Linked DNA regions of Mus musculus: region 1 is linked to region 2. The links are chromatin contacts, found by Hi-C in ENCODE. All regions are on one chromosome and are shown on one strand. The core of a region is the stretch at or near the end of the contact, and the rest is flanking DNA. Distances in the headings are between cores, read along the strand shown. Region 1 holds the start of Guca2b (guanylate cyclase activator 2b (retina)). Region 2 overlaps Hivep3 (human immunodeficiency virus type I enhancer binding protein 3).

Region 1 (7,095 bases), core at 4,547-7,046, 470 kb after region 2:
GAGGATGCAAAGAGCTTCCGAGCTCGTGGGCTGTCAGGATCAATGTCAGGAAGATGTTTGCATGACTGAGCCCAATCCAGACTCAGTGTAAGACCATGAAAATCCCAGTGGGATTCCACCGTGAACTAGAAAAAAAAATCCTAAAATTCATATGGAAGTAAAATCGATCCTTAGCAGACAGCAGCGCAGGAGGGACCACAATGCCTGATCTGGAATTATATTACAGAGCCATAGTAACGAGCAGTGTAATGCTGGCACAAAAACCAATCCAGACCAGTGAGCCCCATGGAGTGTCCAGCACAAAACTCATACAGTGAGAGATGCCTAAAGTTGTCAAAACATACACTGGAGAAAACTCAGCTTCCTTGGCACCGGGTTGCTGGGAAAAGTGAAACCAGACCCATCGCTCTCTTGCCCGGCACAGCAATGAAGTCAAAGTGGATGGGAGATCCTAATGGAAGTCCTGAAATTCTGAAACTGTGTGAGGACATGAGATGATTAAACCATTTTAAGATAGCAAAGGGGACTCCACCAGCACAGGAAATAATCCTAACAACCTGCAAATGGGGTTCAGATGGAAAAGGCTTAATTCATGAAGCCAAGATGCTTTTGCATCGACAACAGCCTGAGTGAAGAGACAGAGGGGGGGGGGAGCTATCTGCTCATCACATAGGGTATTAATGTACAGGAGAATGCACAACTGTAAAAACTGAACACTAACTAGGTGAACTCTGGAGGAGATATAGGTGGATCTCTGTGAGTTTGAGACCAGCCAGGTCTATATAAGTTCCAAGCTAGCCAGGACTGCATAGTGAAACCCTGTCTCAATACACGGGCACGTGTGCGCGCGTGCGCGCGCACACACACACACACCAAAATAAACCATTCTCATATCAATAAACAATCTAATGAGCTGAATGGAGATTTCTCAAAAAGAAATATAAATGGCCAATAAATACTTGAAAAAAGTGTTCCGTATCACTAGCCATCAGGGAAATGCAAATCTGAACTGTTTGAGAGTCTCTCACTCTAGACTCTAGGCTATGCTGTGGGGAAAGAGGAAGTCCTGTTCACTGCTCATGGGTGTGTGAACTGGTGCAGTGCTATGGCAGCCAGCATGTAGGCTCTTCAAAGAACAAGAACTGACCCACCATGGGACCCAGCTGTACCACTCACTCTTGAGTATATACCGAAAGGACTCTTCGTTGATGCACCGCAGAGATACACGTGTGTCCACTGTTGCAGCTGCACTGCTGGGGCAGTCAGGAAGTGGAAGCAGCCACAAGGAGAGCATAAGAACAAGGACACGTGTATATAAAGATGCCACTGTTAATAAAACATAATTTGATGTGTTTAGGGGGGGCATGGAAGCAAGAGGGTTGATGAAGCCCAAAGAGTAAAGAGCAAAATTTTGGAGCTCAAGTCAAAGATGAAGAGGATGTGCCCGCGGGAAGCCACGGCTGGAAGGAAGCGTGTGGATTGGCTGAGTGGGAAGTGGGAAGCTGTGTTTAGTTGGAGCAGAGACAGCCATGCTGTGACTCAGATCCTCATGGGTCATGCTGACTGATGTGTGGGGAAAGGCCAGCAGAGGGGTAAGTGTGGGCCCAGTGAGTCAGCTCGGGTGCTCACGGTGGCTCATTTCAGGCTTCAGAATTGCTTGGCTGCAGTGTCCCGTTGTTTAGTCAAACACCCATCCAGATGTTGCTCTGAAAATATCTTTATTTAGATGTGGTTAATATTGACATTCAATAAGCCTTCAGTAAAGCAGACTGCCCTCCACACTGGGTGGGGAGTGGGGGGCACGTCTGTCAGGCGAGACTCTTAAGAGCAAAGATTTAAGGTTTTCAGGGGAGAACTTGAGCCTGGGGAACGAGCCCAGGGCCTCCACCTGCAGTTCGGAATGCTGCCCCGGCTGAGATCTCGAAAACCACACTGCTCCTGTGTAGATGCTTCACGGAGAACGGCTGTCAGTCACTAGGAGAGACAGCTGCAAGATGGAATCAGGTCTGGGGTCTTCTCCCAGAAGCCACATACATATAAGGGTGGGAGGAGCAGGAGAGAAGAACTAGGAGAGACAGACAGACAGATGGATGGATGGATGGACAGACAGAGGCAGAAACAAAATTTCTCTTTAAGTGGTGTGTTTCAGGCAAGTGCTATAGAGCACACTGGTGCAAACCTGTAGTCCCAGCACTCAGGAGGCAGAGGCATGAGGGACTGTGAATTCCAGGCCAGCCTGATCTACATAGTGAAACTCTAAAGGAAAACAAAAACTATAAAACACAAAAGCAGACCCAGGCTCCCGGCCCAGAAGGTGACATTGACTGAGATGTGGTTACAGTGACATGTGTTCTGTCAACACAGGGTATGAGGGTCAACAGAGCCAAGCCAGGCTATATTTAACTGCTCTGTAGGGAAGAGCTCACCAGAGAACAGTTATCCAAGGTAGGCATGTGGATCGATCACACCGAGGAACTGGGCAGAGCTGAGTAAAATTAGAAACTATGACACCTCCGTGTGAAAGCATCCAGCCTGGATTTAAAATAGACACAAAGGCAACAAAGAATGATAAGAATTCACTACAGCCTTCGACAACTCTTAGCTGAATTGTCAACCTGTCAGTCTGCCCTACAGATTTCAGACAGACCTGTCTGTCCTGATAGTTCCACGAGCCAGTTCCTCAAAGTAAATCTAGGGAGGAAACATAACAGATAGATTGATGGTTGATTGACAGTCAGATAGAAGAACAGATCCTGTGGATACTGTTTCCCTGGAGACCTCTGCCTAACAGTGCTGTTACAATAATTTGTGAAACCAAGGACGATAGCTTGGATCTTGGGGAAGAGGTGAGGCCTGGTTGGTTAGAAGCTAAGGATATTCTGAATGCCAATACAATCGAATCATCAAATGCATTGAATTTGGCAAGTGAAAAAGAGATGTCGAGAAAAACCCCTTGAATTTTGACCTGCCCCCCCCCCGCCCCCCCCGGCACATGGGAATTTCATTAACTGTCATGGGAAAAGCTGTCAAGGTGGGCAGTCTCAGGGACTGAGCACATGAAATTTCTTGAAGCTGCATGACACTACCAAAGTAAGTGACTAGAGAAAAAGGATAGAGGCCCCAAGGACAAGTGCTGGTGGCCCTGTTGAGTTCTGACTTTAGGAGACAAGCAAACAGAGGATGGCTAGTCAAGGAAATGAAGAGATGGGGCCAGCATGATGTCAGAAATCTGGAAAGCCCATATACCCTGAGCCAAGTGGGCAAGAGCTCTGAGAGGTGCTCCTGAGGAAAGGGGGTGCCAGGAAGGTGGATGCCAAGCAGGGACTCAATGCGGGGAGAGGAGCAGCTAAACCTACAGAGGCACAGTGGTCTCCATCCTCATTTGTGTGAGTCTCCACAGGCTGGTACAGAAGTGGCTTTCCATGTGCATATGATGTAAGTGAGCTGGTCAGGTTGGCAGTGAGAATTTGCATCAGTGGCCAACTTGTCCTTCATGGATGGTGGGTCATTTGTAAAGAGATTAGAAATGGGATTGGAAAGTTTGAGTCTTGACAGGCAGAAGAGGAAGTCGTGACTCACTCCCTGGGAACAATGGCTCCAGCTGGGATACCCAGTGGCTGGAGAAAGGAGGGCAAGCCCCACTCTGGGACCTTCACACTCTGAAGGCTGGCTCCTATCCTTGGATATGGTGGTCAGTGGGTTGAGCTTGTCCCATGGAAAGAGTGGGATGGTAGCTCATGACAATTGCAAACACTGAGGAACCCGTCATTTTTCTACAAACCGGGAGCTAAAATCTCAGAAGTTCTATCACTTATCTGAGGTGACATGACTTAGGAAACCCAGTGCTCTAGATAGAATGGCAATGAGTCCAGCCTAAAAGGCTGGGAGTCCAATCTGTTACCCACCCCCCCCCCCAGGTTCAGAAACAGGGCTTGTCTGGGAAGATGTCATGGAGAGGAACGGGTGGTGAACCCAATCCCCTGGGCATGTGCTGGAGAAGTGATCTATCTGGGGACAGGGACAGACAGTGGTTTCCTGGGACAAGGGCTGTTAGTTCCCACAAACACTGTTAGGTTACTAATTGTGTTATTGACTTCAGTGGTGAGAAAACAGTCGTGGAGGGTAAGGAAGGTTGCATGATGGATAGTAGCTGGAGTCTGGGCCCAAGCCCATGTCCCCCTCCTTGCCTCTCTGCCTCGCTGCCTCGCTGCCTCGCTGCCTCCCTGCCTCCCTGCCTCCCTGCCTCCCTGCCTCCCTGCCTCCCTGCCTCCCTGCCTCCCTGCCTCCCTGCCTCCCTGCCTCCCTGCCTCCCTGCCTCCTGCCTCCCTGCCTCCCTGCCTCCTGCCTCCCTGCCTCCCTGCCTCCCTGCCTCCCTGCTTCCCTCCCTCCCTGCCTCGAGCTTCTTTCACTGTAGCAATGAAGGCTGAGCACAATTAGAGGTTCCAGACAGAATACCAGCCTGTTGCTACTACTCCCCAAGAGAGTCCAGGCAGAGAGCCTCGTCATACCTTGCATTACTCATGATCAAACATGTGAGCCACTGTTATCTGACGGTTATTAGCATCTTAGAGAGAAGAGAGTGTGAGACTCCAAAGACTCCAAAGAATAAAGGCCGAAGTCTGGATTCAAAACAAGACATAAGAAACTCCAAAGTTCACCGGAGACTTTTATCTGTTTCGACGTAAGATAAGCGTGGATCTAGGTGTTCTGGGCAGATGAAGTGTATCACACATGCAAGAGCAGGACAGGCCTGAAGGAGCATGTTCTTTTAACCACCAATCTGAAGGACTATAGGTGCCCAGGTAGGCTGTGGCGGTTTCAGCTCAGGCTCATGCTGGGATACCTGCCACGTGTCAGTCTGTACCAGGGCCAGCTGAGTCCCAGCAGGACCACTGTTCAAAGTAGCTGGACCTGGCCATGGTGATAACCCCATCAGAGAGACTTGACCCTCTTCTCCCTGCTCCAACCTTCACCCATTGGGGAGGTGCACTGTGAGATTAAGGGACCTGTTAGAGATGAGTCACCCAGAGAATGAAGGTAAATTCAAGGGACTGGAGCCCATCTTACCCACAGCTACCTCTGTGGGTGGCTTCCGATAGACGTGTGTGACCCGAGAGTAAAAGAAAACCTCAGTCAGACTTGATGTGACACCCCAGGCTCACACAGCAGCTGCCACAGCTCTGGCACTGAACCCTTGTCATCTCCTAGGAGATCTGAGCTCTTTCTTCCACACCATGTTGACCTGCTGGCTGCTGAGATATCAGTTGATATGGTTATACTCACTTGTTCTTGGGTACACATGGGAAAGGGCAGGCAAAGGCTGGTTACAAGGCTGGTCTTTCCGCAGTTCTAGACTCCGTGCAGGATGCTGGATATGGGAGAAGTTAATACTGGAAAACTCTGAAGTCAACTCTGTGTGCCCTCCTTGCTCTGAGCCATCTGCCTGCAAGTCAAAGAACCACAAGCTGACCTGGGCTAAAGACACAACTGAAGAGTCTGTTTGGCCTGAGGCAAATCACTTTACCTGATATCACTTTCCTGATCCATCACCTTTCCCCTCCTCCTGGTGTGGAGGAGAGAGTGAGAAGTGAAGTGGTCCAAGGTCTTCCCACAGAGCCCTATTCATGCCAGGCCCTTGGCAGACCATGTTCCCACAAGCTTGGATTCTTCTTCATCATCATCATCGCCCCTATCCCCTTCCTGGAACCAAGTCAGAATCTGTCAAAGAGCCAGGCCTCTGTCAACCCCACCCCAGCCAGACAGTTAATAAGTGACCAGAGCTCTGGACCCTGGCCTATAAGGGGCTGCTGGCCCAGAGGCAGGTGGCAGGCAGGTGGACAGCAGAGGAAGCAGGAACCCAGAGGTGTGAGCTTGGAAGCGAGGCCATGTCAAGAAGCCAACTGTGGGCTGCCGTCGTCCTGCTGCTGCTCCTGCAGAGTGCACAGGGTGTCTACATCAAGGTGAGACCCCCAGCCAGCCTACCTTTTACCTGGAGGACCTGGGCTCAGCCCAGCAGCCAGTCTAGACACCTGTTGGGTTGGGACTGCAGGCGTGTCAACAGCGGCAGTGATAGATGTAATGAGAGTGGCAGGTTTAGTCTCCTCTGCTCTCCTTGGAAGTCAGCACAGCCACAGTGTGGAAGGAACCCTAGAGGAGCCCAGAGGGAACTCTGTGGCTCCCTGCCTGTGCTCACCTACATGGGCAAATCACAGAATGGATTCCCTGGTAAGGAACCTTTGTGCTCACTGGAGGATAAATGGTGTCAAGCCTGGGTGAACATGTTCTAGGCAGAGCAAAGGCCAGACAAAGGGAACATGGACTTCAGAGGCCTCCCAGGGAGTGTTAGATGGGTGGGGCATGGAATCAGCCCTGGTTGTCGAGTGGCAGGATGCTTCTGGTTTCCCTAAACCTGTGTGACTACTACAGTCTAGCGTCTATATCAGGCAGGGTTTCCAGGAAGAGAATGAGAGAGAGAGAGAGAGAGAGAGAGAGAGAGAGAGAGAGAGAGAGAGAGAGAGAGAGAAGAAGAAGAAGAAGAAGGAGGAGGAGGAGGAGGAGGAGGAGGAGGAGGAGGAGGAGGAGGAGGAGGAGGAGGAGGAGTTGAGAGAATCAGTCTCAATAGAGCAAGCTTCACCAGGCCAGAGAGAGGACCTGTTAGCTGACCTGTCTAGTACTAGGCTTCCACAAGGGAAGGTCATGTCAGATGGGAAAGAGACAACCAGCTGGATGGAGGGAAAGACAGGATTTGAACACACAAGGGTCTTCTTGTTTCTAATGCCCATATGATGACCTACAGAGCTCTACAGCCTTTTGTGAGCAGCCTGGGACAGAAGGCCTCTATGTTGGTGGTGGCAGATCGCAATTCTACTTCCCTCCCCACAAGCTGCTTTTCTGCTGTGTTTTGGACTCTTTGTGAGCCCAGAGAATATTCTGGAGGACTCACGGGACCTTGATGAGCCCAGTCTCATGGCACTGCCTGCTCCTAACCAGGGCCTGATGACCTCTCACCCGTCCCTTCTCCCTAGTACCATGGCTTCCAAGTCCAGCTGGAATCAGTGAAGAAGCTGAATGAGTTGGAGGAGAAGGAGATGTCCA
Region 2 (7,039 bases), core at 1,650-4,149:
AGTTGCTGGGCTAGGCTGGCCTCAGTCTTTAGGGCAGGCCTGACCCCTGCCATTCCTGCCCTGTGGAGCACTCTGAACGTCAGCTTCCGGGTCTGGATTCTTATGGAGTGGAGGTTTCCATCAGCTGGTGAGGCTGTGCCACCATCAGCAATGGAGACCGAGGCATCCCTGAAATGGTCAGCTGTCCACAATCTGGGGGATGACCTGGAGAGTTTGTGCTCTGTTGGCCCATCACTAGACTGCTGTGACATGACCAGTTTGAACTGGTTCCAGGTGGCCTAATGTGTCCACTATCCCTATCGCTCGCCCGGGCACCAATATTCCATTTTCTCCTGGTCAGGAAAGATAGTCCCCGAGCCCTGGCTCTCCACCATGCCCAGGAGGGCCAGAAACAGTGATGCTAACACCTCCATGGTCAGGTACCAAAGTGGATAACGTGAACATTCACTAGGAAAGAGAGAGAAAATTGTGTGTAGAGAAGGAGTTGTCAGGCAGAGGGAGGTTCCAAGGGCAGAGTTTGGGCAGATGGGAGCGAAGAGACGAGGCCTCGAGGGGAATGGGTGATGGGAGACATAACAGACAGGGGATGGAGGGAGGGGCAAAGCCCTGCATCAGCTCATTCTGCTGACCTAGGACTTTGGCAGGAGCCCTGACTGCAGGCCTCAGGTTTTACTCAGCCCTGGCCCTCACTCACATAGTGAAACCCAAGCGTGGAGAAGGCCACGGCCTGCCCCACAATCATCCAGCTATCTCCTGGCCTAGTCAGAACTAAGGTTCATAGTCCTCACGTCTCACACTACAGTTCAAAATGGCATTATGCTTTGAGAAGCAGATGCAGCCACGAATCCCCACCCTGCCCTCCTCTTGCTGGGTGACAATGGCTGGTTTATGTCCTTTTGTGTCTGCTACCATCTCCTCTGTCTGTGTCTCCCCCTCCCATAGGCAGGTGGCCAGGGTGGCACTGTTAGCATCTGCACATGAAGGCTGAAGCAGGGTCCTGACTGGGGAGGGAGTTGGGGCCAGCATCTCCTGACATCCATCAAGACAGGCCCCAAAGCCCTTCTTTACTGAGGAGAAAGTGAAGGCCCCCTGTATGAGTCCCAGTGTGGCGGGGATGATGGAAGAAGCCCTCTCCAGACCACACTACTTCAGGCACTCCACATCTGATTCCTGCAGGCATCTAAAGGGTTCCCCTGCCTGCTCAGCACCCCCCCCCCCTTTCCTGATATTCCATATGGGCCTTTTTCTGCCTTTAGTGCTTTCAAATCTAGTGGAAGGCACTGGACAGAACCTTCTGGGTGCAGTTTCTAAGACTGGCCACAGGGTGGCAGTGGCTGACAACCCATTCCTTAGCAGTGTGCTGGAGCTAGGGCATCCTGGCTTGGTGCTCTTCAGGGCAGTTCCTGCTACCAACTCTATGTTTAGGATACCCAGATCCTAATGCCCGTCGCTGGGTCTGCCTTGGTGCATGAAGTAACAACTCCATCCTTCCAGTCTCTTAGGTTACAAAGCTTGGAGCCATCCCTGGCCCTTTCCCTCCCCTCCTCTGCCCTCTATGATGTAGCAGGACCATCTATGGGCTCAGTCTCTGAAAGCATCTGGAATCAGACCACTTCTCACCTGAACTGTGCTCATGTGTCTGGCCTAGATCACATCCCTACACCCCTGCTGGAGTTCTCCGCACACAGGCAGAGGACATATGTATCACTCCCATTATACTCAAGGATAGAGGATAGAGGTCAGCCAAGGCCCCCTGTCTTTCATGGTCCTTCATGGTCCCATGTCTGGGCTTATGTTACAGGGCCCTCGCCAGGACACCATCTATAGTAGCCTGGCATGCATTTTGACAACATGGGGGCCTCACATTATAATTTGTGAAGACAGTGCTTTGAGTGGATTGTTGTAAACATTGGTTTATTCAGTGTTAAAAGAAACATGATCTAACTCTTGTTAGATTGCTTCACAAACAGAAAATAAAAACCACAGCTTTCTCCTTTCTTCTCTGCCCCCCACCCCCCTGACCCACTCCCTTCTTCGTCTTGTCACACTAAGCCCTGACCCTGACTCCTGAGAATCTACAGCTAAGGTTTGTCATTCTATCTGCCGCAGCCCCTCTGGCCTCCCTCCTTACCCGTGTCCCCTGCCTTGTCTGCTATCAGTCTGCCTCTAGCTTGTTTCTGATGCTGGAGGACCATAGTCAGGTTGTAGTGATGTGTCAGGGCCGAGAAGGGATGGACCTACCCGATCTAGCTTTGCCTTTCTCAGTGACACTCGCAGTCCCACAGACCACATTGCAGGTTCCTATCAGAAGAGACTTCTAGTTAAGTGCCTGAAGATCTATCCAGGTCCCACTAAGACAACTCAAGGCACGTGTTTAGACTGTGCTTGGCACACACTGGGTGCGCCGAGTTCCCGTTGGGGCTGGCTTTCTGCTGGAACACTAGGTTATACTGAACTGCACAGTGACTGGCTCTGTGGCACTGGGGAGCATTTTATGAATTTAACATTTGCTGCTTCCCAGTTGTTCAGCAAACTAGAAGGGAGGACATAGAAGGGAAAGATGGTGGGAGGGAGAGAGAGGAAGGGGAACAGTAGTAGAAATGAGGGTGTCTGGAAAGGGGGAAGGTCAGGGGTAAGGGGGAGGGATGTGAAGTGGAGAGGGAGTTAGGGAAAGAGGAGGTTGGTACAGTACCTTCTTCGGCTTCCAGCTCCTCCAGCACCCCCGTCTCTTGGCACTTTTTGCTGTGGGCTTTCGACTTCATGTGCTTAGTCAGATTCCCTGGAAAGAAATGAGAACAGACTCATGGCCTGGTGGTAGGGGGAGGGCAATACACAGCTGCCAGGCCACAGCTCCTTACACAAGTGCCGAGGGCTGGGCAGGGGCCAAGGCCTCCTGTGCTCCAGCATGCAGCCAGACTATGCAACTGTAACTGCTACAGAAGGTCAAACACAGGAGCTGGGGCAGGGAGGGCATGCAGCTGGGGGGGAGGGGGCAGGGTACAGTGAGAACCAGAGATGCTGGTTAAAACACAGAGAAGTTGAAAGACCACTCAGGTGCATTTTTTTTCTTCTGCTTCTGTCTTATGTTTGGGCCCCGGGGCTGGTGGCACACTCAGATAAGATGATTTGCAATCTTAAATGCTGGAGTGACATGGGATTCTCATGACTAATACAGTAGCTGCGGGCTGAGAAGTTCTTCTGACCGAGTATACTACAATCAGGCCAATCCTTAGGGTCTAAGCAGAGAAAGCAGGGCATGGTTCCTTGCAGGAGCAGTGAGGTGAGCAGCAAGGGACATGAGCCCCACAGGCTCTGGGACGCAGGCTGGGACTGTCTTAGGGACAGCCCCCTCTCTGGGGCACAGTGCAGACAGAGGACTAGAGTGCTATGGGAATGGGTTGTCCAAGGCTCTGTGAAGCCCTGAGGTACTGCCCCAAGTTGTAGGCCTGGCCCCATAGGCTGGGGAACTGGAGCGATAGCTTCTGAGGCCAGGGTAACAACAACAGCAACAGTGATGTCAGGTTCTCCATGGTGCACACCTGTGACAGGCTGCAGGGTGAGGAGCTCTGTGGACAGCAGGTTCAGGGAGGAGAGGCTAAGCTCCCTGTCCTGTCCCCAGAGAACACAGACAGACGTCACAGGAAGTTCCTTTGGGTTGTGCTCTGAGGACTGTTGTATTTCCACATGGCTGATCCTATAACATGTCTGAAGCTCCCGGGGTCAGGTACGCTGTCCCATGAGCCTTAAATTGTTGAGTCTGAATGGATGGACGGAAGGAGGTAGAATGGAAAGATGGAGTCTCTGGGAACGAGTGCACAGGGGGACGAGGTATGGCGAATGGAGGAACATGGAGAGAAAGATAGAAGCATGAGGACAGATGGACACTGGAGGAGAAGCCGATGGCAGGCAGGCAGACAGAGGAGGCAAGGTCCACGGGGAAAAATAAACAGGGGAACTGGTGGAAGTTGGCCTGTAAGCAGATGGAAAGATGGGCGGCTACATGATCGGAGGATGGATGTCCACACGTGGGAATGTATGGGAGGCCAGTCCAGAGGGGAAAAGGAGAATGGGCAGACAGATAGAGCCGGGGGTGGGGACAAGAAAACCTGTGTGTGTGTGTGTGTGTGTGTGTGTGTGTGTGTGTGTGTGTGTGTGTGCGTGGGGGGGGGGCGCATGAACAGGGACACTGTTAGATGAGTAGACAGGAGACAGAGCTAATGGGAAGAGAGATGGACAGACAGATGAACATAGCCTAACCAAGGGTGATCTCCACTCAGAAACGTCAGGTTTTCGGCTGAGGCTGCTGGGGAAGCACAAGTGAGATTGGGTGAATACGATGGCCAAGACTAGAGAGGACTAACTCCTTCTCTTCCCACTCATCATCCAACTCTACCCTGCCCAGCTTGGGCCTCCTTCCTGCACCTGGATGGAGAGCTCCCGAGCCAGTCGCATGCCCTTCATGCTCATTGTCTGAGCGAGCAGCAGGTGAGACGAGAGAGCTGTAGGCCAGAGATCCCAACTGCCCTGAGGTTCCCGTTCTTGAGTCCCTTCTCTGACTACCCTCAGTCACACCGGTGACATTTGCCATATACGTTATACCTGTAGAGTTTAGATTTCTAGTCAACCAGGCTAGACACACCGCTAGAGCAGTGTTTGTAGTCTCTCAAGAAATGCACTCCAGGAGAAAAGTGGTGGGTGGGATTCCACAGACCATGTCTTTCAACCCACTAGGCTCAGTTCTTCTGTTTCTAATTTAACTCTGGGCGCAGGTGCTGATGACATCATTGGGCAAGATTCTTGGCTGTCCTGGGTGCTGGCAGGGCTCCTGCAAACCAGCACAGTGAAACAACTGGCCCAGAACCACAGCGTTGGCTAATGAAAAGCTCTGGCTAGACTCAGGTCTTGGGACCCTCGAACGTGGCTGGCCTTGCGGTGGTTTTGTAGCTAGATGGCCTGGTGGAGGAGGGTTATGGGGAGGTCTGGGCTCTGTACTGCTAGCTATGTTCCCTGAGTAAGTTTTTCAATGTTCCTTACTCTGTAGGGTCCCGGTTTTCTATTTCTTTAAATACCCACCTCATGGAAATACTGCGAAGGTCACAAGGCAAAGCACGTGGGAGTGAACTACAGCTGGCCCAGAGCAGACCCCACCCCCAGTGACAATCTCTTTTATTTAATATTGTGCCTGTGAATGGTAGGCCATCACTCTACCAGTGAGCTAGGTCTCTGGCTCTGACTCTGCCAGGCAGTGTACTGGACAGGGAAGGGGCTAGTGATCATAGGATGCTCTCACCCTTGAGTAGGAACCTCAGGGGCTCTCTGAAGAGGCAGGAGGGAGCCCAACCCCCAAAGGCTGTCCTGCTCCTGTCAACATCCTGTAGAAGCTACAGGGAGGAGGCTTGCCCAGCCAAGGATTTTCTTGCCCCCAGCCCTCAGGGACAAACCAGCCTGGCATCTGGAAGCGGAGGTTGAGTGGACGGCTGGAAGAGCAAGTGTCTGGAAGGGGAGCTGGCTCTAGCAAGAGCACCAGACATCACCTTGTCTCCTGGGCTGAACAAGGGCCTGCCCACAGCTACCACTTCTGTCTCCTAGGAGATCAGTGTAAGGGCTTGTCCATAGCTCAGCCACTCCTCTGGCCTCTAGAAAGAATCTAAAAAGAGGAAAGGGACTCTCCTAGGGCTAGCCTGCTACCTCCTCCTGCCTCACACATGAGACCCTCTTCAAAGAGTTCCCAGAGACCAAACTGCCACCTGAGTGTGTGACAGACACAAAGACAAGACACAAACAGGCAGACAGAGACAGACAAGAAGAGTCCTGGCACAGGCATTGCCAGATGGTGCAGACACCGGATTGAGGTCTGCCAGTACCCATACATCCTGGCTGGAATCACAACTCAAGGGCAAGACCCGGCTAGGAGGCAGACAGACAGGTCCTGAGAGGAGAGGAGGTGCTCACAACTGACGGATGACAGGGCTTCAGAGATGTGGCTCTAAGGAAAGCCGGGTACTCTGGCCTCCCGCCCCACTCTATGCCCAAGGGGAATCTCTGTTCTCCTCTGTTATCAACTCTGCCCACTCGGTGCTGGGCCGGAAGTACGAGAGTCCATGTTTCAGACTTACTTCCATGTGCTCAGAGGGCTCAGAGGCCCGGGGAGGAAGACCTTAGCTTGCTCCTGATCACTGGCCAAGAACAAAACCCAGCCTCCTGAAGGCACTCCCTGTACCTCTGGAAATGTGAAGGCCACAGTCCCCAGGATGTACTCTCAGGACTGTCTGGATCTCTGGGGTGGCTCAGAGACAGAGATCCAGGGAAAGTTCCCAGGGGATAAACTGCCACCTCAAACAGACCTTCCAGAATGAGTGAGGCCAAGGTGTAAGTGGGCGTTTCTCAGGGGACTGGGGCCAGGTGCATGTGCGCTGTGGTAGCCCAGAGTGGAGGCTTCCTCAGGGCTCTTCATGCTGAGGGCAGAACGATGCTATCGCTCAGTATACCTGGAAGAGCACTGTGGTCATCCAGAGGTTGCCTCAGCCAGTGGAGGGAGGAAGATGAGGGCATTGTGTCCTTGGGACAGAGGCTGATGGGCTTTGGGGATCTCTTCTGGCCCAATCGAGAAGTTCTCCACTTTCAGAGTTAAGGGCTTTCTTGTTTGCGTTATCAGTCAGCGATTCCCACCTCTCTTCCACAAAAAGCCCAGAAAAGGAGAGGCCGCAGATGGGGGCGTGGGACAGAGGACCCATGTGCACTAAGCTGGGCTGCTTTGGGTCAGGATCCCACCTAACTGCCTTCTCAGCACCCTTTGAGACCCTGCTTCTGAGATGCTAAGGAAGAGGACCAGGAAAAGGAAGTGGAAGGGTGGGTGTCTCCATCCAGTTCCAGATCATGGTGGGAAACTGTGCTCAGCTCGAAGATGATGGTGAGAAGACAGAGGAGAGCAGGGTCTGCTACCAAGAAGAAATGAGTAGTGGGGCATGCCGGAAGAGGCCACTGGGCCTGGGAAAGTGACAAGCCACTCCTGACCCAGTGGCAAGAGCAGAAGGCAACA

Evidence for each region. Hi-C counts contacts between places; a loop is a spot of excess contacts on that map.
Region 1: a map of v-Abl transformed pro-B cells shows a loop between it and region 2 (2.8-fold over the local background). The contact joins the promoter of Guca2b here to the enhancer-like site in region 2. A Hi-C loop is called at or near these places in 3 of 37 maps with a recorded cell type or tissue (T-helper 17 cell and v-Abl transformed pro-B cells).

What each region holds. Positions count from the first base shown.
Region 1 is chr4:119,657,646-119,664,740 of GRCm38, reverse strand. It overlaps Guca2b (guanylate cyclase activator 2b (retina)), which reads left to right and starts at 5,796. Exons shown (of 3, transcript NM_008191.2): 1 at 5,796-5,960; 2 at 7,026-7,095. The coding sequence starts at 5,886. It overlaps Gm35761 (a long non-coding RNA gene), which reads right to left and starts at 6,453. Exons shown (of 6, transcript XR_868074.3): 1 at 5,068-6,453; 2 at 4,509-4,619; 3 at 3,357-3,489; 4 at 2,648-2,691; 5 at 2,427-2,532; 6 at 981-1,987.
Region 2 is chr4:120,124,016-120,131,054 of GRCm38, reverse strand. Hivep3 (human immunodeficiency virus type I enhancer binding protein 3) reads right to left here. Exons shown (of 9, transcript NM_010657.3): 7 at 2,693-2,779. Among named protein-coding and RNA genes, the nearest start is that of Edn2, 34 kb to the left of the region's middle. Within about 2 kb of position 2,899, at least 1 of the 3 ENCODE cell types and tissues checked has a DNase peak (open chromatin) inside an H3K27ac peak, as active enhancers do.